Linked DNA regions of Homo sapiens: region 2 is linked to region 1. The links are chromatin loops, found by intact Hi-C in ENCODE. Cell type or tissue: HepG2. All regions are shown on one strand. Each heading gives the region's core, and the rest is flanking DNA. Links, peaks and the distances in the headings are about the cores only.

Region 1 (15,264 bases), core at 2,405-10,404:
GAAGGAGCGAGGGCTGATGCTGGACCTCGCCCTACAGACAGTGAGGAGCCACTTGGTTTAAAGCAGGGGCATGGCATGATGAATTTGTGCTTTAGGAAGATAATTTGGTGGCCTGCAAGATCAATTAGAAAGGGTAGAGAATGGAGGGAAAGCTATTGCATTCTTCCAGGTGAAAGCTGATGACGTCCTGCAGTGAAGCAGAGGCACTGAAGGAGAGATGGAGTGAAGGACAGAAGGAAGGAGGCCCACGTGACACAGGCTGCTGCCTGTGGCCATGATTATTCTCCTCTTCTCTGGACACAGGTGTGCTGCTTCTCAAGTTAGGCATGGGCACGAGCCTTGCTTTAAACCAGGGGTGTCTAATGTTTTGGCTTCCCTGGGCCACTTTGGAAGAATTGTCTTGGGCCACACATAAAATACACTAACACTAATGACAGCTGATGGACTAAAAGAAAAAGAAAATCACACAAAAAATCTCATAATATTTTAAGAAAGTTTATGAATTTGTGTTGGGCTGCAATCAAAGCTGTCCCAGGCCACATGCAGTCTGTGGGCTATGGGCTGGACAAGCTCTCAAGCTTGTCCAACCTGCCTTATTTTGTTGTTATTGTTCTGTTTCTTTTGTAGGCTTTTAGCAGCCTAAAGCCATGGTTTGTAGTTTCTGTCTCTAGTGATAAGCAAAAAACAGGGATGAGGAAGGGGCTTTACCGGACCAACCAGAAACAGAAACTGAGAACCCATGACTGTATTATCTCCCTTGGACACCCAAACCAATGAAATGGGAAAGGAAATGACCAAGTGCCATTTCCGGTAGCAGCCTGTAAGAGCCAGTGTGTGAGGTGTGACATTGCTCTTCCTGGCTCGGTGATGACCACGGAAGCAGGTGTTGAGATGTCACCTCCATCAGCTGGGGTCCTGGTGGGATGACAATCAGCAGAGCCCTCCTGCCCATTGAAATAAACACGTAGCATGAGTGAGAAATAAACATTTGTGGCTTTAAGATGTGCAGGTTTAGAGGTAATTAGTTACCACAGTATAAACTAGTTTACTTCGACTAATACGATGTCCAACTTAATATAATTTTGACAATATTGCCATATTTTCCTCTGAATATCAAATAATATTTCATGTTTTAAGGCTTCATTGTTACCAAGTCTTAACATTATGAGGTGCTTATTACATGTATTTCCTTATGTGGAATTTATCTAGGCACATCTTTTACCCACTTACCCACTGATGTCCTACTGACATTCAGGTGTGCTTGTGTGACCTTCGTGTACATTATGTCTTTTGCTATTTGTACAACTGATCTAGCTGATAATATTAAAATAAAAATAGCTACAATAATAGCAGCTATATTTACTGAACTCTTACACATGCCAAGTATCCTATAAATCATCTTACATGCTGTTCTTTTTTTTTTTTTAATCAGCATACTGAACCTATGAAATAAGTGCTATTATACCCATCTTACAAATGAGGAAATAGAAGCTCGGCAAGGTGAAGCCACTGGCCAGCAGGGGGCAGGGCTGGCATCTGAGCCCAGGTGGGTCTCACTGCTGATCTGGACTCTGGATTCCCGGGGGGCAACAGCTCGCTAACTTCACCCTCTCACTTGGGCCCCTGGATTTACCCTCTCAATCTTAGGGGAAAAACCTTCAATCAATTTGGCTTTCTCCTCCAGTTTCCATTTTTTCTCCTTCCTTCTCTGGTGTTTGTTTCCTGACTCACTTCTTTGGTTGCTATTGTGCTGACCTGTTTATTCACCTCACTCCTGAAAACACATTCTCAAAAATCCCTGATCCTTTCTGGCCAAGGTAGATGGCCTTTGGTCAGCCCTCATTCTTCCTGAGTTTCTGACACCCTCTTCAATGTTTTCCTTCTCTGGCTGCCATGGAACTGGAGGCTGCTGGTTCTCTCCCTACCTTTCTTACTGCCTGTCTCTGTCTCTTCCACCCTAGCCATGGCCTGCCTCAGCCATCAGTCTTTAGTGTCTCTCTCTGCCCACCCCCACAACCTCCCCTACCTGCAGCTGATCTGGAATCTACACATCTGGTCTTGAGCTCCCACCTAAGTTCTAATGCCATAATTGCACATAACCCTGTGCACATCCTGTGGACAAGCCCCAAGCTAAACAACTTTCCTTGAGAAAGCAGCTTCCCCATTAGACTTCCCTATTTCTGTCAATGATTCTATTCTCTCAACCGCTCAGTAACCTCAGCATAATCTGTGATTCAGCCCTTTCCTCTGATGCCCAAGGCCATTCCATTACCCACCAATACCACTGATTCCACCTTAGAAGACCTCTGGAATTTGTCCCATCCTTCCCTTTCCAACCACCTACCACCAGTGCTCACAGGATCAAGCCCAAACTCTTCCTCTCTGGGAATTAGAGACTCCTCGTGATCTGATCTCCTCTTCCTCCCCCCCACAGACCATAGGGCTCTCTGCTACAATCAAACAGCTCTCAGCTCACCAGATCGTGGCATAGGGACCTGGTGAGGAGCTGGCCACGAAGCAACTATAGAGACCAGACCAGTGATGGGGCCCAAAACCCATTAGCAAACAAAATCAAAGGGCACAGTGAGCAAAGGGCAGACTGGGTAGCAGGGCCAAACATGATGCAAGCAGCACCAAGATCATTTTTGGGAGTTACAAGAGAGACAATCAAAGTCTAGCCAAATGAAGATCCATGGAATTAGGAGACAAGAATAGAGTAGCTGTGGTGACGGCAAAGCATTGACAACGTGGATATGTGTCAATGGCAGCAAGGCCTCTACCACCTTCTTATCCTGCTGACTGGTTGGAAGGCCCACAGGACAAAAGGACAAAGGTGGATGGGTGAAAAGTGTTGGCCTGGGCAGCAAAGCCAGTTTTCTGCCATGAGTGCTTGTTTAAATAATTGATTTTACTGGTTCATGCTCACACCAACATCTGTGCCTTCTCTCCTATTGTCCCATCTATCCAAAGCCAACTAATCTTTCAGGATTATGGAAGACCTCATCAGTCAAGCCACCACAGGAATATCCCCTCTTTCTCTAAATTCCTTTATCACTTACCTGAATTACTCACTCTGTCAATCACATGTTCCTACCAAAAGACTCTACTGAAGTTAGTGTGTACTGACTCTACAAGAAGCAGCAACCACAGGGAAGACAGAGAATTTTTAAGACAGTCTCTGTCCTTAAGCCTCTCAGAATACACTTGAGGTGTGACGAGAGATACATATGTGGAAAGTTATTGTTTCCATCCCTGTCCTTAGGTAAGAGCCAATGAGACAGAGACAGGTAAAAGTCAGGAGCTACTAGAAGAGCTACGATTTGAGAAGGCCTGAGGATTCTGACAGACAGAGAAGGTGGAAATGTGAGAAAAAGTATTGTGTGTGATATAGAAGGGGCTGAGTATGGTGTACAGACGGTGAACAGACTGGAAGAGCAGGTTACTAAATATTACTAATTGACTAATTTTTAAAATATACATATATATATATATATATGTGTATATATATATATGTATATATATATATTCACTGAGAAGAATCTTCCTTTATTCAAATCCCAAGGAAGGAAAAGTCCATACTGCTGTGGCTTGGCAGGTGTCAACATTTTAAAAAGCATTTATGGAGTTTCTCACTTTACATCAGTAAGAAATTACTGTTCAAGCTTTTGTGATCTGGCTGAAAACACCAGTTCAGGGTCTTGCCAGCAGGAGGATTTGGTGCTACATATCACAGGAAAGTCAGGTTGGTCATGGCAATGGCATTAGTACTCAGTGGAAGGGTAGAAAAACATATAACCTGCTGTTTCTCACAAATCTCTCCCTTCCTGGGAGGCTACAGATGGTTCTGGATCAACCACTGATCTCCAGGCAGGGTTCCCAAATGTTTTGGATTACAGACTCTTATAATGGCTACCTCAGAAGTTAAGCCATCTGGTTTGATGCCATGCACCCACGCTGACCCAGAGCCCTCACTCTATGATTAGAAACTGACAGCAGGTAGAGTTAGGGTGGTTCACAAGCTGCCACAATGGCTGACTCATTTCCATGGCTCACCGTGATACTACACTGCAGGCAGCTACCTCAGGCAGATGGAGGGCCTCTGAGGAGTACCCGGCCCTTGGTACTTGGTAGAGGGCACTTCTCAGTCTGACTACTGACAGTCATGGGGTAGCAAACAGCAATGGCATCTCATCCAATCATGCATAAAATCAAGTCTTCAAGGACTACAGCCTTCTGTATTAGTTATAGCTTTCTAGAATTTCATGGAGGGGTAGATTTCCTTATAAACTCAGGAAAATGCTTTCCTTAAGTAAACATTACACCATCTAATAAATTCTGACCCTAAAGCTCAGGATCCCAAACAGACTCCATTTGCAGGGAAGTATTCTTGATGCTGCTGAAGAAGACTGGGCTTCTAAAGCCAGTCACTTCACTCACTGTTGCTTCAGACAAAGAAAAGCGTAAACAGCCGTCAGCTCTTCACTCTCCACATCACTGCATGACACTGGCACTGAGAGTTTAGGAAAAATTCTTACTTACCCTCCAGAATATATTTTCCAAGTCAGTTTACTGTCTTAATTTTATTTTACCATAAAGTATATACTATTTTGTAGTACAAAGTGTACTATCATAGTGAAGGAGGGCATGCTGAGAAGCAGGCAGAGAAAAAGAACAGTGGAGATCAAAATTGGCAACCTCTGAATTCACAGGGTCAGTAAAACATGAGAGGCTGATAAAAGTTGGCTATCCTTAGAAATTCGAGACTTTCTAGAAAACAAGGTCCATTTCCTGCTCCCGGATAGTGGAGCAATTTTCAGTCAACCACACATTGAGAAGGAGTATAAAAGTAGATCTGATTCCATGTAAGTCCTGTAAAGCAAATGAGGTGTAAGCTAAAAGTTAAGGATGAATGGTGAACCAAGGTGGATTCTGAAATCGAGTCTGGGAAGGGGTGACACAGAGGGGTGACTCAAAACAGGACCTTACACGTGGAGCCAAGGCCCACTTACCGTCCACATGTACTGAATTTGATACCACGTGATGGAATCAGTTGTAGCATATACTTCCTTTTGGAAGACATATACTCCTTTTTTGGAGACATAGTAGGGCCCTGAAGAGTAAACTCAGGTATGATGAATAGGGCGGTATAAGGGTCATACATTTTTGGAAACCAGAATTGGTTGTTTTAAAGAATGCTCGGCACATAAAGGATGAGCCTTTTTCCATCTGAACTAAATCACGGGAGTCTTGACTATTTTGGATTCCGAACCTTTTTTTAGATCTTTCAGGCTTCGGCAATTCCTATAAGAAGGCATAAAGTCTCTAAGAAGAAGCTACAATCTGTATCTAGGTTAGAGAAGGTGGATGAATTCTGCAGCAGACTCAGACTTGGTGATCTTGATTCAATATAGGAGACCTCAAAGATGGCGGCACTTTTCTTCCTGATGTGGCTGGCCCCTTGCATAAATGACCTGCTACAGCAGAGACAGGGCAGGCAGGCAACATCCAAGATAGTGAGTAGTTGAGAGGGTGAACAACTTATCCCTGTTTGCCCTGGAATTCCCCGGTATTAGTACTGACAGTCCCATGCCCCAGTCCTGAGCAAACTGGAATGTTTGGTCAGCCAAGTAATAAAAGAGTGTCCCAGAGTCAGCAGTTTAACTTTCTTACTTTGACAGTTTTGGTTTGGGCTATTTCACCAGAAACATGAGCAATTTTAAGATGAAATTGCCTAAAAGTTTGACTTATTGAGGCTAGCCCTTAATATTTAGCCTCAATCAAGATGATTTTGAGTCTTCCATTTTTCAGGAATTTTCTAACAATATAAGTTTGCAGGTGAATATGCTCTGAAGGTCTGGTGGCTACAAAATAAGCACATCAGAACACTACAGTTCTGCCAATCACTTGTTAATAGTTTACCAGAAATATCCAAAGAAATATTTGCACAACTCTTTTTTTTTTTTTGACATGGAGTCTCCCTCTGTCGCCAGGCTGGAGTGCAGTGGCGCAATGTCGGCTCACTGCAACCTCTGCCTCACAGGTTCAAGTGATTCTTCTGCCTCAGCCTCCTCAGTAGCTGGGACTACAGGCATGTGCCACCATGCCCAACTAACTGGTTTTTTTTTTTTTGAGACAAAGTCTCACTCTTGTCCCCAAGGCTGGAGTGCAATGGCACGATCTCAGCTCACTGCAACCTCCACCTCCTGGGTTCAAGCAATTCTCCTGCCTCAGCCTCCCGATTAGCTGGGATTACAGGCACCTGCCACCATGCCCGGCCAATTTTTGTATTTTTAGTAGAGACGGGGTTTCACCATGTTGGCCAGGCTGGTCTCGAACTCCTGACCTCAGGTGATCCGCCTGCCTTGGCCTCCCAAAGTGCTGGGATTACAGGTGTTAGCCACCGCGCCCAGCCCTAATTTTTGTATTTTTAGTAGAAACGGGGTTTCACCATGTTAGCCAGGATGGTCTTGATCTCTTGACCTCGTGATCCACCCACCTCAGCCTCCCAAAGTGCTGGCATTACAGGCATGAGCCCCCATGCCCAGTCTGCACAACTCTTAAAACAGATAAAATCAGGTCGATGGAATTAAGGCTCTTGGCAATTAGGAATTTATCCTGTGAAAAGGACAAAGCTTTAGTGTTCAGCCAAGAAGGAAAGGATCTAAATCTGATGTGGAATGTCTGTGAGCAAGAGGGAATTAAGAGAAATTTAAGTCAAAGATAATGAAATTCTTTTCAGCTTTAACTTGCTATAAATAAATAAGCTGTGCTGGTTCCAGAATTTTTTTTACCTAGGAGGGGCCTAGGGTGGCAATCTGACTGGAAGAGAGTGTGTGAAGTTGCATTTGCCTGATGCTTTAAGATTGAGAAAACAACAACTGTCCATCTCAAAGCTCCTAACCCCAGCCTCTGCATTGGTACTGCCTCTGCAAAGAAACAGCTTTATAACAAGTAGGCAGAAAAGAAAATGGAAGAAGTGGCCGTTTCATATATGGAGTCCCGTGCTCTTTAGATCCAGAAAATAACTCCATATATTGCACTATCAGAGAGATTTGAATGAGTGCTTTTCTGTAGTGTATTTCTAATTATTTAATACTTCCTTGGTACACTAGGACAAAAATAGCATATTTTGCATATCTATGACAAATATAGTGTTCGTACACACAGAACTGAGCTCTTATTTGGGGCAGATAAAAGAAAAATGGATATTTACTGTTAAGAAGTATGTACAACAGCAATAGAGAGGGAGTTGGTACTGTTTGAGAGAAAAATCAAAAGTAGATTTGCTCTGCTTTATTAGAAATAATTAGGGGCTGGGTGTGGTGGCTCACACCTATAACCCCAGCACTTTGGGAGGCTGAGGCTGGAGGATCGCTAGCCCAGGGGTTTAAGACCAGCTTGTACAACATGGTGACACAGGTGAGACCCTGTCTTTACAAATATATTTTTAAAAATTAGCCAGCCATGGTGGTGTGGACCTTTGGTTCCAGACACTTGTGAGGCTGAGATGGGAGGATCTCTTGAGCCCAGCAGGTTGAGGCTACAATGAGCCATGATTGTGCCATTGTACTCCAACCTGGGTAATAGAGTGAGACATTGTCTCAAAAAAAAAAAAAAAAAAAAAAGAAAGAAAGAAAGAAAGGAGAAAAAAAAAGAGAAATAACTAGGAAGCACATTTGTGAGGAAACTGATTTTTAAAAAGTGCCTCTAGAAAACTTCCGTAATTAAAAAGCTTGAAAAACTGATCTTTTACAAATGCCTCCCCACGATGAGTCTCAGAGAAGTAGATCCTCAAATGCTCACTAACCAAGGCTGATGGATGACTAATTGGCAGGAAACTAAAGGTTTGGACACATTATGATGAGAACAGCATTCCAATTGGATTTCCGTTTGGAGCTTGTACTCCGGTGAGTGAAGAGAAAAAGGGAAAACCACCGGAGATGAATCCATTATGGTCTATGGAAGGGCCACAGGGCTCCTCCCATTCTCTTATGACTACCTGAAGCAGCTTCCAGGCGGACACGTCCAGAGAGGGCACCATGGCATAGGAGAGCCAACTGTAATTTTTGGCTTGGTGTTAGTGGGTATGCCCCTCACCCCTAAGTTTCAGGTGTCTCTCAAATCCACAGAGAACAATAATGTCCAGTTCTTTTTAATACAGGTGGCAGCTGGTTGCAGAAGAAAGCGATTACCTTTGCATCTCTGGGGAAGAAAGTACCCACATACATGTGGCTGTGGTTTTCATCATACTGCCTCCCTTCTCTGGACTCTGCAGGGGCTTCTAGATGTCTCTTGGATCCAGTGAAGACAACTCAACTCTCTGTTTTTCGGCCTATTAGCCAAGTCCTCCATCACACTCCTCCTAAATGCCTTCATCTTTAGCTATAAGACAGCCCATACTGGCAAGCTTGCTAACGAGTGAAAAAGCAGCAGCCTGGCTTCCCACAGGGCAGTATGTACATTTTAATAGCAGGCTTCCAGAGACAGGGCACCTGCTGCCTGTCTCTACTTCCCAACCGGGACCTGGTGATGAAAACTTCAGCCAGGCCCAGAGGGAAGGGTGGAGGCTGTGAACTGCCATTATGCATATGCCTGGGGTTGTCCTGCCTTAATTTAAGACCATAAGCAATCCATCTTCTTCCAGAAACAGGGTAGAGCCTTCCCAGATCAACAAAGCTCTGTCAGAGCTGAAGGTACACCTGATTCCCTAGAGCACCATTGAACAAGCCGGATACAGTGCAGTTTGTTTCTCCTGGGCAGGCACACATGGCGTCTGCCAAAATGAGAACATCGTTCACTTACACCTGTTTATGGAAAACAAGATACAGAATGGCATTGTACTTGAGATTTGGAACCACCAGGAATCCTGTTCTGTCTCCCCAGGTATGCGGCTCTTGATTTGGGGTGTATATTCCAGTGATAAAGAAAAGAGACACAAATTCTCATAAAACAAGATGGAACATTTTAAACGGACACAGAAGTTATATGTTGGGGAAACATGGTAGGAAGATGGAAGAAGGGCTCATTCTGGCTAAAGAGGAGTAGGGCGGCAAGTTAGAGAATAGTATCTCAGAACTGATGCTATTTAAGGCAGGGCACAGGGGCTCCCACCTGAAATCCCAGCGCTTTGGGAGGCCAAGGTGGAAGGATGGCTTAAGGCCAGGAGTTTGAGACCAGACTGGGCAACATAATGGGGCTCTGTCTCTATAAAAAAAATTTTAAAAATTAGCTGGGTGTTGTGGTGCCCACCTGTAGTCCCAGCTACTTGGGAGACAGGCAGGAGGATAGCTTGAGCTCAGGAGTTTGAGGTTACGGTGAGTTACGATTGCACTACTGCACTCCAGCCTGGGCAACAGAGTGAGACTCTGTCTCTTAAAAGCAGAATTGATGCTATTTAAGTTTTCTTATAGGATAAGAGGCATTTTGGTGCTGAGAAAAAAGAGGGGATCTGGGATAGTGGGGAAACAACAGCCCAAAGGTCAGGTACTTCACAGGCAATGAGAGAATGCTGTGAGTAATGAGGCTGGACAGGTAGGTTCATGCCTCGGCTGCTGGCCTGCTTGAGGAAGCCAACTCGAGTAGTATTATGACAGATGGGTAGGTCAGAGGCAGGGAGGTCATAGTACACTTTTGTAAACACCCAAGGGACTGGTAGTTACACAGCTGAATACATACACAAAGCCCCTGAGCTATATACTTAAGATTTGTATATTTTACTGTATGTAAATGATAGCTTTAAAAAGTACTTAAAAAAAAAAAAGCCAAAGGGAGACAGTGCCAGCCTGTCCAGGAGTACGGGGGCTGGGAATAGTTAGAAGAAGACAAGCACACAAGAAAACCAGTCTCTTTACCCTGCAGTCAGGGACCCTCTCCCAGGGTCCTTCCCCTAAAAAGACCACTCTGATGTTTGCTAACAAAGCAAGGGTACCAGAATCAGAAGATGTCCGTGCTGAAGGGCACCATGGGAGACACACCTATTTCATTTTACATAGAAGGAAACCAAGGACCAGAGGGGCTATCATTTTATCCAGGGTTCTGTGGCCAGTTTAGAGGTAGAAGACCTAGGTTTGCATCCTAGTTCAAATTTCAATTCAAAGCTCTTTCTCTGCCCAACTGTTGCCAGCAGCCATCAGGAAATTTGAATGAATGACAGAATTCTGAAGCTATAAAAAAGTCAAACGTGAGTAGACAGGTAGCAGCATGGGTGAATGTTCATGGCAACGTTCATCATGGTTTGGTGAAAGCAGGTTACTAAACAATATCTATCACCGTGATTTTGTGGGGGCAAGTATAAGGAGAAGGAAAACCACAGGGATGATTGCCCACATATTAATAGTGCATTATCTCTGGGTAGAATTATAATTTTTTTTTTCACGTGGGAGGTTTTCTGCTAAAAACTGAAAAACCTGTTAGACAAATTCCAAAAGAGCTATAGGGCCAGTGTGGTGGCTCACGCCTGTAATCGCAGCACTTTGGAAGGCCGAGGCGGGCGGATCACGAGGTCAACAGTTCAAGACCAGCCTGACCAACAGGGTGAAACCCCATCTCTATTAAAAATACAAAAATTAGCTGGGTGTGGTGGCATGCGCCTGTAATCCCAGCTACTCAGGAGGCTGAGGTAGGAGAATCACTTGAACCCGTGAGGCAGAAGTTGCAGTGAACCGAGATTTGAGATTGCGCCACTGTACTCCAGCCTAGGCAACAGAGTGAGACTCTGTCTCAAAAAAGAAAAAAGAAAGAGCTATAACATTTATAGATAATTTTTGTGTGCTCTACCTTTTCCATTTAAAAAAATGAATATGCATCAAAGTTTTTATTGAAAAAAAAAGATTTGTATGACTATCTAGATTTTTGTCATAATTCCGAACTGGGCGTCTGCTTGTTTCACTAAAAGTAAACACTTCATGAGAACAAAAAATGAATCACTAGGTAAATATTGATCTGTTTCTAAGAGAACAGGAGACATAACATCCCACTGAAGCAAAGTTTTCCTCCAGACATTAAAAGATTAATTTATAATGTATCTTTGGGTAAATCATCTTAGAACAGATTTTCAAATTGACTTTAATGCTGAGGGGGAAAACAGTAATCCCTGCTCCTCGAGCATGCTTTCGATGTTCACCTTTCATCAACTTTTTTTCTATACCAGAACAGTAAGAAGACACGTCCTGATTCCGCGCATGTCATCATAACCAGCTACCCGCGGTCAGGATTACTGACTAATATTCACAGCTTGTTGTAAATCAGTTAACAGAACTTTCCAGCCTAGGCGAGTGCTTGTGAAGGCTGCAGACAGGCTTCCTTGTAGGAAAAAAATCTTCAAAGTCCCAGGAGAAGCACTTTCCCTCATAACAGACGTGTTTCCTGCCCTTAGCTTTCAACACATGGGAGGTTGTTATAGTCATGTGACACAGAAAAAGACTATGGGGGACAGTAGCTTCCAGTGGAGTGACAGAAACAGAAAGAGGGTCAGATGGGAATCAAAGGTCACCCAGGGGCTGTCATCATCAGGGGCTGGCCTCTGCCTCAGTTCTCTCACTTGTACCCAAGAAAAGTCCCTGTTCACTTCCCCAGAGATAGGAAGGCAGCCAACCTGGTGTCACACTCCAGTTTGAGTTCAGTTTCCCTCTCTGCTACTCCCAGTTTCCTCATCCCTAAAATGAAAGGAAAAATGAATCCAACCTTAAGGTTGGTAAGACTGAATGGCATAACGTCTATGAAAGGTACTCAACAAATTTCAAATGCAGTAGTAACGCGGACAAAAGAGAGTGGTAATGTGAAAACATTTTGGTGATATGAGACATGAACACAGGATACAGTGATTCCTAAAATTAGAATCTAAATCAGAAATAAGAGGTGAGTTGAAGGATGGGGGGGCAATAAAGTGAATCCTTTTGCCCTTTAGTCATTTGTCATGTTCAAGTCAGATTGCTCGGGTGTTTAGAATTTAGCTGCTTAAGTAATGCTCCAACATGCTCTAAGAGGGCTGGTCCTATCATCAAAGGGAGAGGCTTTGGAAGGAAATTGGTTCTGGAGAATTTGTCCCTTCACATACACCTTCAAACCATAGCTAAGTCATAAACAATCATCAGGTTTGCCTTTAACTTAGGCTGACCTCCACCACTCCCTAGTTCGGGCTTCACCAGGAGAGAGGGTGGCAATCAGCCAATGACCAGGGGGCTCCATGCTGATGCCCCTGGCTTAGGCTGATGCTAATTTTCTAAACACAGCCACGAGGTCCAAGGAGATGGGGCTGGGGATCCACTTCCATAGGAGGAGGTGGGTGGGAGCCATTTCAGTAGAGGTCACACCTTAGACTCATCAAGAAAATGTGCTAGAGAGGGAAAAAAGCAAAGAGAAACTGTTGGGCTTAATGTCTCTGGATTATTTTTAAAAGGAAAAAAAAGAAAAGGAGGTAAAAACTGCCACAGTCAGCTTTCTTTTACACTTTGAACAATTAGTATGGAATCAAACCTTACATGATGTTTTTCTGGAGCCTGGGCAATAGCAGCTTTTGCATGGCTTCCTTCCTCTAATTACTCAGGAACCAATGCTGGGTGGAAATTTGCACTCATCTGCACAGAAACTTGCAGGGTTTTAAATACTTTGGTTTTCAAGAGCTCTCTAAGAATGAGATGACAAAAGAACTGGGTCTAGCAGTCCTACCCAAACTGTAAGCTGAAAGTGAGTGCAAATTTCAGTAACAGTCGAAGTTATTGATCTAAATTAAGTATTAAAAAAAATTCAGGCCGAGCGCCGTGGCTCATGCTTGTAATCCCAGCACTTTTGAGGCTGGCAGATTACCTGAGGTCAGGAGTTCAAGACCAGCCTGGCCAACATGGTGAAACCCCGTCTCTACCAAAAAATACAAAAATTAGCTGGGCGTGGTGGCACGTAGTCCCAGCTACTGGGGAGGCTAAGGTAGGAGAATCGCTTGAACCTGGGAAGCAGAGGTTACAGTGAGCTGAGATCATGCTACTGCACTCCAGCCCGGGTGACAGAGTGAGACTCTGTCTCAAAAAAAAAAGAAAGAAAAAAAGAAACATTCAAAATATGACTATGACAAATACTGGATGATTTTCAAAACATATACCGTGCACACCCTTTACAGAGCTGATTTTTAACTGCAAACACTGCATATAAGAACACCATGTCCTTGCTCTTGTGCCTGGCTGTGGAGGCTACTGTAATAAAAAGTCCCCTCAGCAGGGGCAGTTCCAAATTCAGTATGATGACATTTATAGTGTCCACCACTATTACGCAATCTCTCTCTTGACTTGGGGTCATGACATCACTGTCACAACTATGAGAAAACTGCATAAGAATACCGCCCATGTACACCCAAAACACCTAAAGCACATAATAGTACATGTGAAAATTAACTAGACAACTACACAAAGCAGGGGCCCAGACTCTCAGATGTTCATTGCCTATTTGTCTGCTCTTAGAAGAGAATCATTCACCCAGTGTCCCCAACAGCCAAAAGAGGTGATGAGAGGTGCTATCAGGATGCAGGGAAGAGCTTCTACCACCACTGGGTCTTAGCAACTGCATTAGTCATGTGCTGAACGGACACACTTGAGGAAGACATCTCTCTGAGTAGCTGCAGCCTGAGAAGGCACAGGCAGAATGGAGTAAGCTTGAAAAAGCACAAAGCGAGTGAAGCAGCATGACAAAAGGAGTGGGGAATTCAGACCCACTGTGCACGAGGCTTGGCCTGAGCCCTGGAGGAAGACACAGTCATTCAGAAGACATCTATAGAGAAAAAGTGAACACTGCATCTCTTGAAAACAGTATGTGTGACACAGAGTGCAGATTCCCTTCATTTTACAACTACAGTTTCCTCTGTCAGAAGCAGAGCCCGCCCCTGCTGCCTCCAAAATACAGATCTGGAGGAAGGTGCAGTGGCTCATGCCTGTAATCCCAGCACTTTGGGAGGCCAAGGCGGGCAGATCACTTGAGGTCAGGAGTTCAAGACCAGCCTGGCCAACATGGCGAAACCCCGTCTCTACTAAAAATACAAAAATTAGCCGGGCATGGTGGAGCACACCTGTAATTCCAGCTACTCCAGAGGCTGAGACACCAGAATCGCTTGAACCCGGGAGGTGGAGGTTGCAGTGAGTCGAGATCATGCCACTGTACTCCAGCCTGAGTGACTGAGCAAGACTCTATCTAAAAAAAAATACAGATCTGGGCTTCTATAGGGAAACCTGGTTCACTCATACAAAGCACTCTCTTTAAGTGCATTCTCTTAGCTAATGCTTGGTACATTTTTCAACAAGGCAGATGGAGAGTACTCAACTAATGGATCTGTGCTTTTTTGCTTATTAATTATTTTGGGTGAGGATAGTTTCTCCATCCTAGAACTGGCAACAAAGCATTCGTTAAAGGACTAGAATATTGTCCAACTTTTCCATATCTGCCTAAAAATGACTACTATTTTCTGCAAAGTCCCTGTCATGGATAATGACATCACACTGTAGAGGAAGGAATGTTTCAGGCAACAGAGATCTGATTCTCTCCTACCCTCCAGGATTCAAACACTAGACTGCAATCAGACTGTGGCTATTTTAACACCAGTGACGTCATATCCCATTGATGCCTTAAGGACACGATGAGAGAAGTTTCTTCTTTGAACATCACACAAAGCCAAATACATCAGCAGCTGAGCATACAGAGGGCATGAGGTCTACTCACTCTTTGGTCAGAAGAGGACAGGACTTGAGCAGAAAGCGTGAGAGCCCCGAGTCCTGGAAGTAGAGGTCAGGTGGGGCTGTGGGGCTCTTCAGGTTCAAACACCGGACGATCACGTACAGCACAGCAGCCACTGCAGCCAGCTTCACTCCATCAAACACGGCTGGGAGTTCGGGAGTCTCCAGCATGGCATTCATCTTGATCTGGGGAGCAGAGGCACAGGTCTAAGTTTACAAGCACAGTGAGGACGGGTGGTGCCCACCACCCTACAGACGCATGGTGGGCTAAGAGATACTGCCAGTGACGGTGTGTCACAATTCAGATGTTTCCGCAGGCTCCTGACAGGCAGACACCACCAGCATCTTACAGCTACTAATCAACTGGCCATAATCCAAATCACAAACAGTCTGAGCATGGATAAACTGGGTACTGTGTTTTCTTTTTATAATTTCACAAGCATTTCTAAGATGAGCAAATCAGAAAATTGAAAAATGCTAAGAATAGTGTCCTTTATCGGAGGGGGAAAAATAAGATCAGTCGAAGAGGTGGCTGCAGGACTAGGGGTAGCAC
Region 2 (15,264 bases), core at 4,860-12,859, 67 kb after region 1:
AACATGGGGCCCCACCATCAATTCACATCTCCTTCCTCAACTGTATAGAATCTGGAGCAGAAAGAGCTGTGAATCTCAAGACTTTCTGCCGCTTGTTTATTCAGAGTCCAAACTCCCTAAGTATGGTGACCTCACAAGTATCCAGACACATTTTCCAGACTTCATGGCATCTGGAGAAAGGACGACTAACACAGCTGTGCCATGCCACTGTGCAATCAGGCACTCAGCTGCAGACACCAAAGGGAACTGTTTCACTACAGCTTGACTTGGCCTCTTGGCTGGCCCGTGGCTCTCTTGGCCTGCCGCAACAGGTACCCTTCACTGAAAAGGTATCTTGCTGAGCACAGGTTTCTGCCCAGCCCTCCTGCTGTGGCTTAAGACCTCCAGCACCTCCTATTTACTTGTGTGAGCAGGCAGCCATGTTCCTCCAGGCCTTGGGAAGGAAATATGATAGGAGAATGCCTTGGTGACAAGGATGCCCAAGGTATTGGGTTGAATTGTGTCCCCCCAAAATATATGTTCAAGTCCTAACCCCTGGTATCTGTGAATGTGACCTTATTTGGAAATAGGGTCTTTTGCAGATGTAATCAAGTTAAGATGAGGTCATACTGGATTAAGGTAGGCCCTAAGGCCAAAGACTGGTATCTTTATAAGAGAAAGGAGGAGGAGATTTGAATACGGAGAGATACACAGGGAAGAGGGCCAAGTGCAGATGCTGGAATGATGCATCTACAAACCAATACCACTAAGGATTGCCAGCAACTACCTGAAGAGAGGAGAGAGGCAAGAAAGGGATCCTCCTTCATACCCCTCAGAAGGAACCATGATTTTGAACTTCTAGCCTCCAGAACTGTGAGAGAACAAATTTCCGTTGTTTTAAGCCCCCAGGTTTGTGGTACTTTGTTACAGCAGATCTAGGAAACTCAGGGAAAAAATCCTAAATATTGCATAGCTTTCTCTTTCCAAAGAGAGGATATAGAGGAATGGTCACAAACACAAACATTTTAGTGATGCACACACCTGGTCCAAACTCTGAATCAATCATTCACTCGTTAATGTCTTTGGATGCATGATTGAACCCGAGTTTCCTTATGTGCAAAAGTAATAAAATGTACTCTTCAGATAATGTATGTAAAGTGCCAGGAACATAGCAGGTATTATGTAAATGGTAGATAATACCAGTATACTAGCCTCAGATTCCATTCTCTGCAATTACCAAGGAAGTCTTCCTTTTCCCTGGGATCCTGCATTAGGACAGAAGCAAGCAGAGTGCTGTTATTTCTATATCATGGGGGGCTTCTGGAAGGAAAGAGTTAGCACATGCTTGAAGATAACCAAAGCTAGAGTCTGTATAGACATAAGGAGGGTGAGGCAAAGTGGGGAAGCTAAAACTTCTCTGGAAAATTGTGGAAAAGCCTATATTCATTTGAAATACAAGGGATATTAGTCAATTATGCTGCATTTAGTGAAATGCCTCCTTCATGTGCATTAAAACAATGTAATGTCTAAGATCATTGTTTGTTCTTAGGAAGGGAGTGTTTGGCATTAATTTTACCCAAGAGTAAGCTACAGACTGTCAGGAAAAGAAACAAGAGGCCCTCAGGAGGAAGAGGAGGCATATCATACACCAGAGGTCAGGACCTCCCAAGTGGTGAGACTGGGGATGCCCAAGTCTGCCCTGGACAATTCTGTTGAAGCCTCCTAATATGGTGTTATTCTACACCCTTAATTAACATTTCTGGAAAATGTGCTATGGACAATGATTCTAAATGAGTTTGCCATAACGGGTGGATGGGAGTAGAGGCAGAGGTGGAGGGGTATTCTAAACTGATAACAACCTAGTAGGAAGGAGGATTTCCTTGAAGGAGGAGGTGGAGAATCACACCAATGATGGAGGAGGGGCTCTCTGAGCTGGAAATAACTGGATGCATTGAGTCTGGAAAGGAAGGCCAGGATCCAAGATGCCCATAGCACCCATGTTTTTTCTTTTATCCAGTAGACTTACATTTAGGCTGTATATTTTTGGGGAGGAATGTACATACTCATATGATAAAATTACAGAGAAAAGCATGGGAATGGTTAACACAAAAATCAGAATAGTGATCCCTCTCGGGGGATGAGAGGGCAATGAGATGGGGCAGGGCCTGCAGGTGCTTCTGAGGTTCTGAGAATACTCTATTTCTTCAGCTGGGAGTAGGATACAGACTGTTCATTTTGTTAGCATTCTTGAAGCTTAACATATACATTATATGCTCTCCTGTGTGATATGTTTCTCAATACAAATTGGAAAGATTGTTCATCACTGAAAAGTCTATTAAGCAAAAAAACTGTAAATAATCAAGTGTTCATTGTTAGCAATCTAGTTAAATAACTTATAAAATATCTGTTGAGCAATATACCAAATAGTCATTAAAAATAATAATTTAATTTTACTTTGTTGACATGAAATGATGTCTAGAATATATTAAGTGGAAAAAGCAGCCTAAAGAACTATTTGTACCAAGTGTCCATCAACAGATAAATATAAGAACACAATGTTGGCCGGGCGCGATAGCTCACTCCTGTAATCCCAGCACTTTGGGAGGCCGAGGTGGGCGGATCACAAGGTCAGGAGATCGAGACCATCCTGGCTAACACGGTGAAACCCCGTCTCTACTAAAAATACAAAAAATACAAAAAATTAGCCGGGCGTGGTAGCACATGTCTGTAGTCCCAGCTACTCAGGAGGCTGAGGCAGGAGAATCGCTTAAACCCGGGAGGCAGAGGTTGCAGTGAGCAGAGATCGCACCACTGCACTCCAGCCTGGGCAACAGAATGAGACTCCGTGTAAAAAAAAAAAAAAAAAAAGGACACAATGTTATATATAAATACATACAAAGAAAGGAAATTCTGACACATGCTATAACATGGATGAAGCTTAAAGGCATTATGCTAAATAAGCCAGACACAAGAGGGCAAATACTGTATGATTCTACTCAGATGAGATACCTAAAGTCACCAAATTATGCAGGGACAAAAAGCAGAATGGTGGTTGTCAGGGGCTTGGGGGAGGGGTAATGGGGGTTCTTATTTAATGCAGGGGTCCTCAACCCCTGGGCCATGGACTGGCACCTGTCCGTGGCCTGTTAAGAACCAGGCTGCACAGCTGCACAGCTGCACAGCAGAAGGTGGTTTCAGAGGTGGAACAGTTTCATGCTGAAAACATCCCCGCTACCCACCCTGTCCGTGGAAAAATTGTCTTCCATGAAACCAGTCTGGTGCCAAAAATGTTGGGGACCACTGACTTGATGGGTACAGAGTTTCAGTTGGAGAAGATGAAAAAGTTCTGGAAGTGAATCGTGGTGATAGATGTATAACAATGTGAATGTACTTAGTGCTATAGGACTGTACACCTAAACATGCTTAAAATGGTAAATTTTGTTATTTATGTTTTACAACAATAAAAAAACTGTATGTATAGTATGAATACTCCCCTTTCTCTTTGTGTTTATATGTGTGATGTGATGTGTGTGTGTGTGTCTGTGTGTGTGTGCATGTGTGAGAGAGAGAGAGAGAGGCAGAGATTAGTTGAGAACGCATATATAGGAAAAGAGTCTGGCAGGACTTATATTAATATGTCAGCAGTGGTTATCTTTTGGTAGTCAGATTACTGGTGATTTTTATTTACTTCCTTATACTTCATGCTTTTCTATATTCTAGGAGTTTTGGTTATGAGCAAATTTTTCATATGTAATAAGAAAAAATAAACCTGACCTCAAAAGAAAGGAATTCCATACTCTATCAAGAAGCAGCAATTTTTGGCCGGGCGTAGTGGCTCACACCTGTAATCCCAACACTTTAGGAGGCTGAGGCAGGGGGATCACTTGAGGCCAGCAGTTCAAGACCAGCCTGGCCAACATGGTAAAACCCCATCTCTACTAAAAATACAAAAATTAGCCGGGCATGGTGGCGTGCGCCTGTAGTCCTAGCTACTTGGATGGCTGAGGCACGAGAGTCACCTGAACCCAGGAGGTGGAGGTTGCAGTGAGCTGAGATCATGCCACTGCATTCCAGACTGGGTGACAGAGTGAGACTCTGTCTGAAAAAAAAAAAAAAAAAAGCAGCAGCAATTGTGACTGATTAAACAGACCTGACATACTCAAATGAGCAAGATAAAAGAAAATGAAAAGGAAGTTATTCTCCAATAAAAGTAATGCATTCAGTAAGCACCGGAAATCAATAAGGTGAGACAGGCCGGCTTTAGCGTCTCTTCTTTGACATTCTCATGCTCATGTGATAATCGAACAGCTTCTGAAACTGCTCCTATTCTTTTATTGCTAGTCTTAGAACCACTCCCCAACCCCTGGCCTTCCTAAATGTATTTTTAAAAAATCAATTCCAACTGGGTGCGGTGGCTCACGCCTGTAATCCTAGTACTTTGGGAGGCCGAGGCAGGTGAATCGCTTGAGCCCAGGAGTTCAAGACAAGCCTGGGCAACGTGGTGAAACCCTGTCTCTACAAAAATTACAAAACTTAGGTGTGGTGTTGTGTGCCTCTACTCCCAGCTACTCAGGAGGCTGAAGTGGAGTTAATACTCCCTTCTTGAGCCCGGGAGATCAAGGCTACCGTGAGCCAAGATCACACCACTGCACTACAGGCTGGGCGACACAGTGAGACCCTGTCTCAAAAAACAAAAACAAAAAACAAAACAAAAACCCACCCCCCCACACAAAAACAAACGAAAATCAATTCCATAACTTCCTCCAGTCTTACCTGTAGGGTACATTCTGCCCGAATGCCCGAACAACCTTTATATTCCTGACAAACAGCAAACTTGGGGCCTTTAACACCCTTCTTCACACACTCTGCTTTTTCCTGGATATCAGCATAGCCTCAGGACCCTAGCCAGCTTTCCTTTCAGCCTTCAGGTTCAAAAGATTTCTTTCCATCTGTGTGCTGTATCTTCCAGCATTCCTATTTTTGAAATAACCTCAGGCTTTGGTGGTAGCCGTGAGCTTAAACCTTATTGCTCTGCCTGCTCCAGTTCCTTGAAGCCTGGCCTACTGTTCCCTCACTGCAAGCTCAGTCACTTCTGACTGGTGTAGCTTCAGCCTCCTGATCATGCAAACTATGGCACAGGCATATTATGAATAGTTAGGCAGCTATTAATATGTTTGCCCTGGGAAAATACTCTTTTTGAAATTATCTTTTTTGGGCCAGGCACCGTAGCTCACATCTGTAATCCTAGCACTTTGGGAGGCTGAGGCAGGCAGACTGCTTAAGCCCAGGAGTTCAAGACCAGCCTGGGCAACATGGCAAAACCCCGTTTCTACAGAAAAATACAAAAATTAGCCAGGTGTGGTGGTGCACACCTGTAGTCCCAGCTACTGGAGAGGCTGAGGTGGGAGGATGGCTTGAACTTGGGAAGTTGAGGCTGCAGCGAGCTGAGATTGTGCCACTGCACTCCAGTCTGGGTGATAAAGTGAGACCTTGTCTCAGAAAAAAAAAATACAGATCTGTTTTGAATTGTTTAGATTCAGGAGGTATATGTGCGGGTTTATTACATGAGTTATATTGTATAATGCTGGAGTTTGAGCTTCTATTGAACCCATCACCCAAATAGTGAACATTGTACCCAGTAGGTAGTTTTTCTTTTTCTTTTTTTTTCCGAGATGGAATTTTGCTCTTGTTGCTTAGGCTGGAGTGCAATGGTGTGATCTCAGCTCACTGCAACATCTACCTCCCGGGTTCAAGCAATTCTCGTGCCTCAGCCTCCCGAGTAGCTGGGATTACAGGCACATGCCACCACGCCTGGCTAATTTTTGTATTTTTAGTAGAGATGGGGTTTCACCATGTTGGCCAGGCTGGTCTCAAACTCCTGACCTCAGGTGATCCACCTGCCTTGGCCTCCCAAAGTGCTGGGATTACAAGGCGTGAGCCACCATGCCCGGCCCCCAGTAGGTAGTTTTTCAATCCTTCCCTCCCTCCTTCCCTCCCTCCCCATTTTTGGAGTCCCCAGTGTCTGTTTCCATCATTATGTCCATGAGTACCCATTGTTTAGCTCTACTTATAACTGAGAACATGTGGTATTTGATTTTCTATTTCTTCATTAATTCATTTAGGATAATGGCCTCTAGCTGCATTCCTGTTGCTGCAAAGGACATGATTTCATTATTTTTTTTTAATGGCTGTATAAAATACTCTCGATCCACATTGCATATACAGTCTTGATTTCAAATGAAACTTAAAAAGGCACAGGACAAAACTAGGAAAGAAATATTTAAAAAATATTAATAGTTTGCTTCTGGGTAGTGAGATGATGGACACTTCCCCCCTTTGTCTTTATTCTTATACGTTTCAAGTGTTCCACAGTGAACACAAATCACTTAAAATCTGGAGGAAAAAGCTTCAAACAACTTCCTACACATAAAAGAAGAAACAGATTACACCTGGACTTGGGGCTTTAGTCTTAAGTGCTAGGCTTCTGTGTATATCACGGTGGCCCATTGAGAATGTGACCTATGTTTTGTCTTTTTGTTGTAGCATGAGTTTCCTGTTTGTGCTGGGATGGGGCAGAGGGCAGATAAGTCCTTAGGTTTTTATATCTGTGTTCTTCATGGTAAAGCTCTAGTATGGAGAAAATGAGCGAAAAAACTCTTTGTTTTGGGAGGAGTTAGTGTTTTTTTTTAAAAAGGCTGGCCGGGCGAGGTGGTGCATGCCTGTAATCCCAGCACTTTAGGAGGCCGAGGTGGGTGGATCACCTGAGATCAGGAGTTCACGAGCAGCCTGACTAATATGGTGAAACCCTGTCTCTACTAAATACAAAAAAATTAGCCGGGCATGGTTGTGGGTGCCTGTAATCTGAGCTACTTGGGAGGCTGAGACAGGAGAATTGCTTGTACCTAGGAGATGGACGTTGCAGTGAGCTGAGATCGCGCCATTGCACTCCAGCCTGGGCAACAAGAGCGAAACTCTGTCTCAAAAAAAAAAAAAAAAAAAAAAAAGGCCTTGGAGTGGTTCTTAGGGGCTGGTGTTGAAGGGACAAGCTTTTCAATGAGACACTGCTGTCTGAATCCAGTTCCCGCTTTGAATGGAAAAGGCTGCATAAATGCCTGGAAGACCTGGGAACCAAGAGCCAATGCACTGGGAGACCAAGAGGGGCCCCCAAGTTCATGGAGGACCTGCGTTCCACAGCTGGCCTGGGCAGGGGACAGTGGAATGAGGTTTTCCTTCGGCCACGGACCCTGCAGCAGGAAGAAGGAACTGCGGCTCTGCAATAGGAGACTCAAGTTTCCCATTTCCCATTGACAGTAGAGTCTGGTGGACTTCCTTGGTGGCAGATTCCTCTGCGATGGCAGCCTGCCCTCCTACCTAATTTCTGGGGATCAATTACTGCCCTCGAACCCACCATCTCTGGAATGGCACCTGCGACTGCTGTGCCATTCTGTATATTATGGGGTAGCCGGTCGTACTTCTCAAGCCCATCCCTATGAGAGAGTTAAATTCTCCAATTCATGGTTCAAGAGGTTTTTTTCCCCTTTCATTTCATCCATACCACTGTCTGCCCAACATTGTGACAAGAAATTCAGGGCTGCCTTCCCAAGTTATGAGTTGTGACCAATGATCAACCTAACGAATTTTGATCAGATCTGTGGGTCAGAAAATTGGAACAGGAAGTAATCTGTAGGCGTCTCCCAGGGACAAATAAATAGCCAGTTTGGATTTCCTCCAGGTCTGGTCTAGGCAGGTAGGTGGTCAGAACCATGCCAGCTTGTCTAGCCACAGCGAACATTTTGTGAGGATGTGAGTGGGTGTCAAGTGGCTCGCCTGGGTGGGCAGATGTACCCCTCTTCCTGGATCCCCTGGCATATGGGCATTGGTGAGACTGCAGAGCTGTGACCAGGTACAGCAGAGAAGAGAGCCCCAAACATGGAAGAGGGCATGATGGGAGATGCTGGAGAGGAGAGAAAATTTCCATTTGGCTTTTTGAGCTTCTTGTCAGGTCCTCAGAGCACAGCAACTTGGCAGCTCTCTGCGTGCCCCATTCCTAGTCTTCCTTCATGAATTTTTCATTTCAGGCAAAGAGCCCTTATCTTTCGCTGGAGCTGCTTTCCCATCAGCTGGTGACTAGGCAGATGAAGGTTGCATTAAGGCAGGAATTATCCATCCCTTGAGAGAGAAATGGCACTCTGTGCCCTTGAAAGGATGGCTTCTGCGCCACCACCCATTACTGCAGGCTTCTGTCCAACGTTGGATTGCTGTTTTTATTGAGATATTGTTGAGGGCTGAAAGAGAAAGGCTTCAAGGGCAGATACTATGGTCTTGTCTGAAGAGTGAGGTCTTTCCTGCTGCCAATCATTGGACATGAGGGGGCTCCACAGCAGGAAAGAGGAATTAAGAAGGGACTTGGCCTGTCACAACCCAGATTTCCAGGAGTCTCGATGTCCAGGGGCACTCCTGAGGGATGGAGGGAGTTAAGGATGTCATCTCTCCTTGTCCCCATCCCCTGGGCCCAGAGCAGGAGAAGCTCCTGCTGTGCACCTCCTCGGGCCATGTTCCTTTCTACAAAGGGAGTCCATACACCCACCCAAGACTAGGCTCCGTGTACCAGGACCCCAGAGTTTCTGTCCAAATTACAGCAAGCCCTCTTCTGTGCCTGCGGGGCATCTTCATTTTCTCTAGGTCTCTCTTCCCAAGAGTGGACCTCACTACCTGTGTTCACATGCTAGGTACTAGGAGTGGCCAAGGGGTAGCTGTTTTCAGGGTTGTAAGGGGTGTGGGTGTGGAGGAAGCTTGGATGTGTGAGCTGGAGTATCCACACGTATGTGAGGCTCCTCACGATCTGAAAGGATGAGCGTGGGTGGGTGGACCTGGGGCCAGAAGTGGAGAGCCAGGGGAATGGATCTCCAAGGAGGCTGAAAATCCTAAAAGTCAACCTGGTCTTTTAGGTGGTTATGAAGGTATCTACCTCAAGGCGGAAGGATGGAGCATACTTCATTTAAGGGTTTATCAGCTTGACTGAACAACTTGAAAATATGCAGACATAGAGTATGTGAGCTTCCATTCGTTCTCTTGCCTGGCGCCCCACAAATGTTGGTGGGCTTAATTTGTAAGTGGGGAGCTAGGGAGTCCTAGTCCTGGGGTCCCTGATGGACTGGGTAGAGGGCGAAGAGCTGCAGGAAAGAAGTCAGACCTGGCAAACTAAAGTTTTGACTCACGGTGTCCCCTGAATCTATCTTCGTTTTCTTAGTCCTCAGCTTTTAGGACAGTGTGATTGGAAAGTTCTGGCAGGTTTGTTTCTTTCTTTTTTTTTTTTCATTCCTTCTTATTAATAGCGGGTTTCACTGGGAAGCCGCATGGTGGCAATAGATGGCCCCAGTTGGAGAGGGAGCAGCGCCACCCTGAGGCCATGGAGGGAATGGCAGCAGGAATGGGGGTGAGCCCAACGGGGCCTGCCTCTCAGGAGCCCATGCACCAGGCACGCCCCCACCGTGATTCCACGACCATGGCTAAACAAGAAGGGGCTGTATTCTTACCCTCTTACCAAAAATAGCATTTTCACCATTGAAGCTTCCCAAAGAACTCTCAGCTGTTTGCTAACCATGAAAATCAATCCTTGGAGTTCCAGAGGCGGCCAGTCCCCAACTTCCCAGTGGTCACTGTGTAACCCCTGCCCTACCTCATCTTCAGAAACCCCATCATCACTGCGCCAAACCCCAAAGGGAAGTGGAGATGAAGGAAGGGAATTAGCTATGAGCAGCTTAGAAGAGCTAACCCGGGGGTGGCTTCTCAAGCAGAACTCACATGCTTACAAAGGGGCTTCAATAGATCCTTTACCCTTTTCACTTAACACTTTTAAAAATGGTATCACGCTGGCCTAGCGCAGTGGCTCATGCTTGTAATCCCAGCACTTTGGGAGGCTGACGCAGGCGGATCACCTGAGGTCAGGAGTTCAAGACCAGCCTGCTAACACGGTGAAACCCCATTTCTACTAAAAATACAAAAAATTAGCCGGGCGTGGTGGCGTGTGCCTGTAATCCCAGCTACTCAGGAGGCTGAGGCAGGAGAATCGCTTGAACCCGGGAGGCGGAGATTGCAGTGAGCCGAGATGGCGCCATTGCACTCCAGCTTGGGCAACAAGCGCAAAACTCCATCTCAAAAAAAAAAAAAAAAAAAAAAGGTATCACTTATAAACTGGATTAACAGTGTGAAAAAAATTTAATGCCTACTGACTATATTTCCTGACTGCCTGCACACAAACTCTGACAGGTAGAGATTGCTATTGTCCCATTTTACAGACAAGAAAACTGAGGCCCAGTGAGGTGAATGACTCACTCAAGGTCATGTTGTAATAAGTAGTGCTGCTGGGTCTGATTTTTTTCATTGCACTGTTCTATCTTTTGCAAGCACCCTGAAGGAATTTTATTTTTTTATTTTATTTTTTTGAGATGGAGTCTTGCTCTGTCGCCCAGGCTGGAGTGCAGTGGTGCGAACTCGGCTCACTGCAAATTCCACCTCCCGGGTTCACGTCATTCTCCTGCCTCAGCCTCCTGAGTAGCTGGGACCACAGGCACCTGCCACCATGCCTGGCTAATTTTTTTGTATTTTTAGTAGAGACGGGGTTTCACCGTGTTAGCCAGGATGGTCTCGATCTGTGCCCGGTGCCTGAAGGAATTAAAGATTCAAATTCCTGCCACAATCCTGCACTGGGGCATGGTGTTCTTTCTTACTGTGTCATTCAAGTTGCAAAATCCATACATATTCTTGTAACTAAGCAAATATCTCCAATGCCATCTCCTGAGGTGAGCAATATTAACAGTTTTGTGAGTTTTTTTCCTATTATTTTCCCTAGGAAGATACGAATAGTTACAAATTAAAAATTCGTAGAGGGATTCCCACCTCCATTTACAAAATTTTAATTAAAAGCAAAAATCAGGCTAGGCGTGGCAGCTCACATCTGTAATCCCAGCACTTTGGGAGTCTGTGGTCAGAGGATTGCTTGAGGCCAGGAGTTTGAGACCAGCCTGTGCAACATAGGCAGACTCTGTCTCTACAAAATATTTTTAAAAATTAGCTGGGCATGGTGACTCCAGCTACTCAGGAGGCTGAGGCAGGAGGATTGTGTGAGCCCGGGAGGTCAAGACTGCAGTGAGCCGTGATCACGCCACTGCACTCCAGCCTGGATGACAGAGTGAGACCCAGTCTGTAAAAACAAAAAAGCAAAAATCACATTACACAATTAGTTTGTAAACTACATTTTCCCTTAGCCACATATCATGATCATTTTGACAAGTAATATTGATTCATCTCACTTCATCTCACTCTTAATAGCAGTTCAATATTTCATAGTATAGAATATGCTATGGATTATTCAACCGCCCCCATATTGGTAGACATCCAGGGTGTTTCTAGTGATTTTTGCTATTATCAATAATATTGTGATAAACATCTCTGTAAATATTATAAACTAGTAGGCTGTAATCCCAGCACTTTGGGAGGCCGAGGCCAGCGGATCGCTTGTGGTCCAGAGTTCAAGACCAGCTTGGGCAACATGGTGAAATCTCATCTCTACAAAAAAATACTTAAAATTAGCTGAGCATGATGGCATTCGCCTATAGTCCCAGCTACTCAAGAGGCTGAGGCAGGAGAGAGAGGATCGCTTGAGTCCAGGAGGCAGAGGTTGCAGTGAGATGAGATCGTGCCACTGCACTCCAGCCTGAGCAACAGAAATGAAACCTTGTCTCAAAAAAAAAAAAAAAAAAAAGAAACTAGTGTTTTACTTTTGTGGGAGATAGTCCTAAAAGTAGGATAGTTAAATCAAAAGATAGACACTTTAAAACTGGACACAAACTAAATTACCAACAATAGGAGATTTAAAAAAAAAGTTTTTTGGACTGGGTTTCAATTCATCACTCAGGTTGAAGTACAGTGGCGCAATCATGGCTCACTGCAGTCTTGAACTCCTGGGCTCAAGTGATCCTCCTTGCCTCAGCCTCTAGAATAGCTGGAACTGCAAGTGTGCGCCATAGAGATGGGGTCTTGCTAGGTTGCCGAGGCTGGTCTTGGACTCCGGGCCTCAAGTGATCCTCCAACCTCAGCCTCCCGAGTTACTAGGATTACAGTCGTGAGCCACCTTGCCTGGCAACAATAGAAGATTGATTAAGCACATTGCACACAATGGAATACCCACTACATATAATGACAATTTTTAATTTATTTAGAAAAATGTTTTTTTAGAGCTGTTTAAAGAAAAGCCATGTTACAAACAGTACATATAGTATTACCCTATTTTATAAAAATATATGCAGAGAATAAAAGACTTTGAGAAAGAATAAACACTGAAATATTAACAGTGGTTGTTTCTGGGTTACAGGTGCCTTTTCTTTTTTTTTTCTTTTTTCTTTTTTTGAAATGGAGTGTTGCTCAGTTGCCCAGGCTAGAGTACAGTGGCACAACCTCGGCTCACTGCATCCTCCTCTGCTGGGTTCAAACGATTCTCCTGCCTCGGTCTTCCAAGTAGCTGGGACTACAGGCGTGCACCACCAACCCTGGCTAATTTTTGTATTTTTAGTAGAGATGGGGTTTCATCCTGTTGGTCAGGCTGGTCTCAAACTCCTGACCTCAAGTGATCCACCCACCTCGGCCTCCCAAAGTGCCGGGATTACAGGCGTGAGCCACTGCACCTAGCCAAAGTACAATTTCTGACATGCATACATTTTGGTGGCACAGCATAAATTCTTTTTTAAAAATCCTTTTTTTTTTTTTTGAGACAGAGTCTTGCCCTGTCACCCAGGCTGGAGTGTAGCGGTGCTATCTCGGCTCACTGCAACTTCCACCTCCTGGGTTCAAGCAATTCTCCTGCCTCAGCCTCCCGAGTAGCTGGGACTACAGGCGTGTGTCACCATGCCCAGCTAATTTTTGTATTTTTAGTAGAGACGGGGTTTCATCATGTTGGCTAGGCTGGTCTTGAACTCCTGACCTCAGGTGACCTGCCTGCCTTGGCATCCCAAAGTGCTGGGATTACAGGAGTGAGCCACTGTGCCTGCCTTTCCTTTTCTTGTTTTGGCTTGTCTATGTTTTCTACTGCCTCTGCAGCAATGTGTTAGACTCTCTTGGGCTGCAGGGAGAAGAGACCAGCTCAGGTGCTGTACTTGGCAAGTGAGTGGTCATTTCAAGGCTCCATGCGGAGGTGAGGCGTCCGGGAGGCTGGCACCTTAATTGGGAAAATGAGAGCTCTGGCAGCTTGGCAGCCGCTAGAAGCAAAGATGTGAGCACCACTTTACCCTGCAAAGGCAGTGGGACTGCTCTTGCTCCAAGGGGCGCCATCATAGGTATGTCTTTGCCCATTTTTGCCTTGGCTTCTGATTCACCCTTGAGTCTCTGCTTCTCTTGTCGCTCCCAAAGCCTGTCTCCATTCTCCCCTCCTCTCGAAGGCTGTCCTCATGCATGATTCTTCCATGGCCTCTGCTTAGTGCCTCCTGTGTCCACCTTCTTTGAGGGCCTTACACTCCCTTCAAATCCCCCAAGAAACACTATCTGATTGGGTGGTTAGTATTGGTAGCTGCTGTTGGTCACAGCGCTGGCCCCAGGCCATGTTAGAGGGCACTGCTCAGTCAGCAGTTGGCTGCCTTTGTTTCTATAAGGGTCCCTGGCCTGGTCAGTTCTACTAGGGTGGTGAGATTATGCTGCATGTCAGTTATCCACTGCTACTGCCGTACTCTAATACCTGTATTAGTTTGCTAGGGCTGCCGTAACAAAGTACCACAAGTTACTACTGTCTCTGGGCTGGCTGTGACAGAGCAGAAAATCAAAGCTGCCCACAGGCCGGGTACGGTGGCTCATGCCTGTAATCCCAGCACTTTGGGAGGTTGAGGTGGGCGGATCACAAGGTCAGGAGATTGAGACCATCCTGGCGAACACAGTGAAACCCCGTCTCTACTAAAAATACAAAAAATTGGCCAGGCGTGGTGGCACGTGCCTGTAGTCCCAGCTACTCGGGGGTGGAGGCAGGAGAATCGCTTGAACCCGGGAGGCAGAGGTTGCAGTGAGCCAAGACCACGCCACTGCACTACAGCCTGGGCAGCAGAGTGAGATTCCATCTCAAAAAAAAAAAAAAAAGCTGCCCACCAAATACTAGCTCCCTTCCTGGACTACGTTTTCATAGGTCTAGTCTAAGACACCCTGAGGTGGAAAGAATTTCCTAGAGAAGACAAAATGTCTTGGAGAAAGGTGAAAGGCAAAGGGTACATCCCCTCAGGGAAGGGGCGCCATGAGGAGGGAGAGGTCTGTGGCTTAAACCACAGAAATGTGTTGTTTCACAGTTCTGGAGGCTGAAGTCTGAGATCAGGGTATTGGCTGGATGGCCTCCCTGTGAGCTCTGTGAGGATCTGTTCCATGCTGCTCCCCTGCTTGTGGTTTGCAGGCAATCTTTCGAGCTCCTTGGCTTGTAGAAACATTGCCCAATCTCTGCCCTCATCTTCACATGGCTTTCTCCTTGTGTGTGTGTCGTGTGTGTGTGTGTGTGTGTGTCTGTCTGTCTGTCTGTCTGTCTGTCTGTCTGTCTGTCTCTGGGTCCAAACCCTCCTTTTTAATAAAGACAGCAGTCATATTGAATTAGGGATTAGGAGGCATTTACATCAAACAGTACTGCTTTGGCCACCATGAAATTCTAAGATTAGCCTGCCTGCTGATTTGGTAGTAATTTAGAATTTATTTCATCACTTTCTCCTGAATACTCTAATATGTAATTACACATGTATGTCAGCTGATAGTTTTGCCATTAAATGCAATTAGAATCAGCTTTATGATTTCTCAAATTTAATCTCCTCCTAAACCATTCCATACCCAAGACAAAAAAGACCTTGACCTAGGGCAGGTCCAGCCCCACAATGAGGTGGGCCACAGGGCTCCCATCTCCCTGAATTCTGAACTAAGTAATGCTATGAGTAACCTAGTTGAATAATACTGTGGGAGTAAATCTGTTTCCATCCTCTGGCCTAAGATCTCAGCCTCCATGTATGGTATTGTTCCCATGGGAAAATGCATTCCAAATTCCAAACGACTGATTTGCATGTGAACTTTCACTCTGGAAGTTAGTGACTGCCAGAATATATTCTCCTGTGGCTCAGTCTACCAATAGCTTCTCACGAGTCCTGTTCTCTGTCCACCTCCTCACCTCCCACCTCCCCTATATGTACCCTCAATATTGACATGGTACCTCTATTAGTTTGTTCTCACGCTGTTAATAAAGACACACCTGAGACTGGGTAATTTATAAAGGAAAGA

Evidence for each region. A loop is a pair of places that touch in the nucleus more often than their neighbours do. Peaks named below come from ENCODE experiments on the same cell type or tissue, not always from the same donor. Only the 100,000 strongest peaks of a DNase experiment are listed, where the experiment ranks them.
Region 2: a loop joins it to region 1, with 8 times the contacts of the local background. A loop is called at or near these places in 55 of 110 quality-filtered maps.

What each region holds. Positions count from the first base shown.
Region 1 is chr15:89,115,955-89,131,218 of GRCh38, reverse strand. It overlaps ABHD2 (abhydrolase domain containing 2, acylglycerol lipase), which reads right to left. Exons shown (of 11, transcript NM_152924.5): 3 at 14,698-14,897. The coding sequence starts at 14,891. It also overlaps the pseudogene RNU7-195P. Among named protein-coding and RNA genes, the nearest start is that of ABHD2, 35 kb to the right of the region's middle. RefSeq lists an enhancer at 15,089-15,264. In HepG2, for the core only: no CTCF peak of the experiment used is centred there; DNase peaks (open chromatin) are centred at 2,566, 5,558, 5,908 and 9,598.
Region 2 is chr15:89,051,803-89,067,066 of GRCh38, reverse strand. The region is part of intron 1 of CARMAL (coronary artery disease region linked MFGE8 regulatory lncRNA); the gene reads right to left. It also overlaps a transcript of ABHD2 not described here. Among named protein-coding and RNA genes, the nearest start is that of CARMAL, 18 kb to the right of the region's middle. RefSeq lists an enhancer at 7,232-7,732. In HepG2, for the core only: a CTCF peak has its summit at 9,362 (motif pointing left); a DNase peak (open chromatin) is centred at 9,366.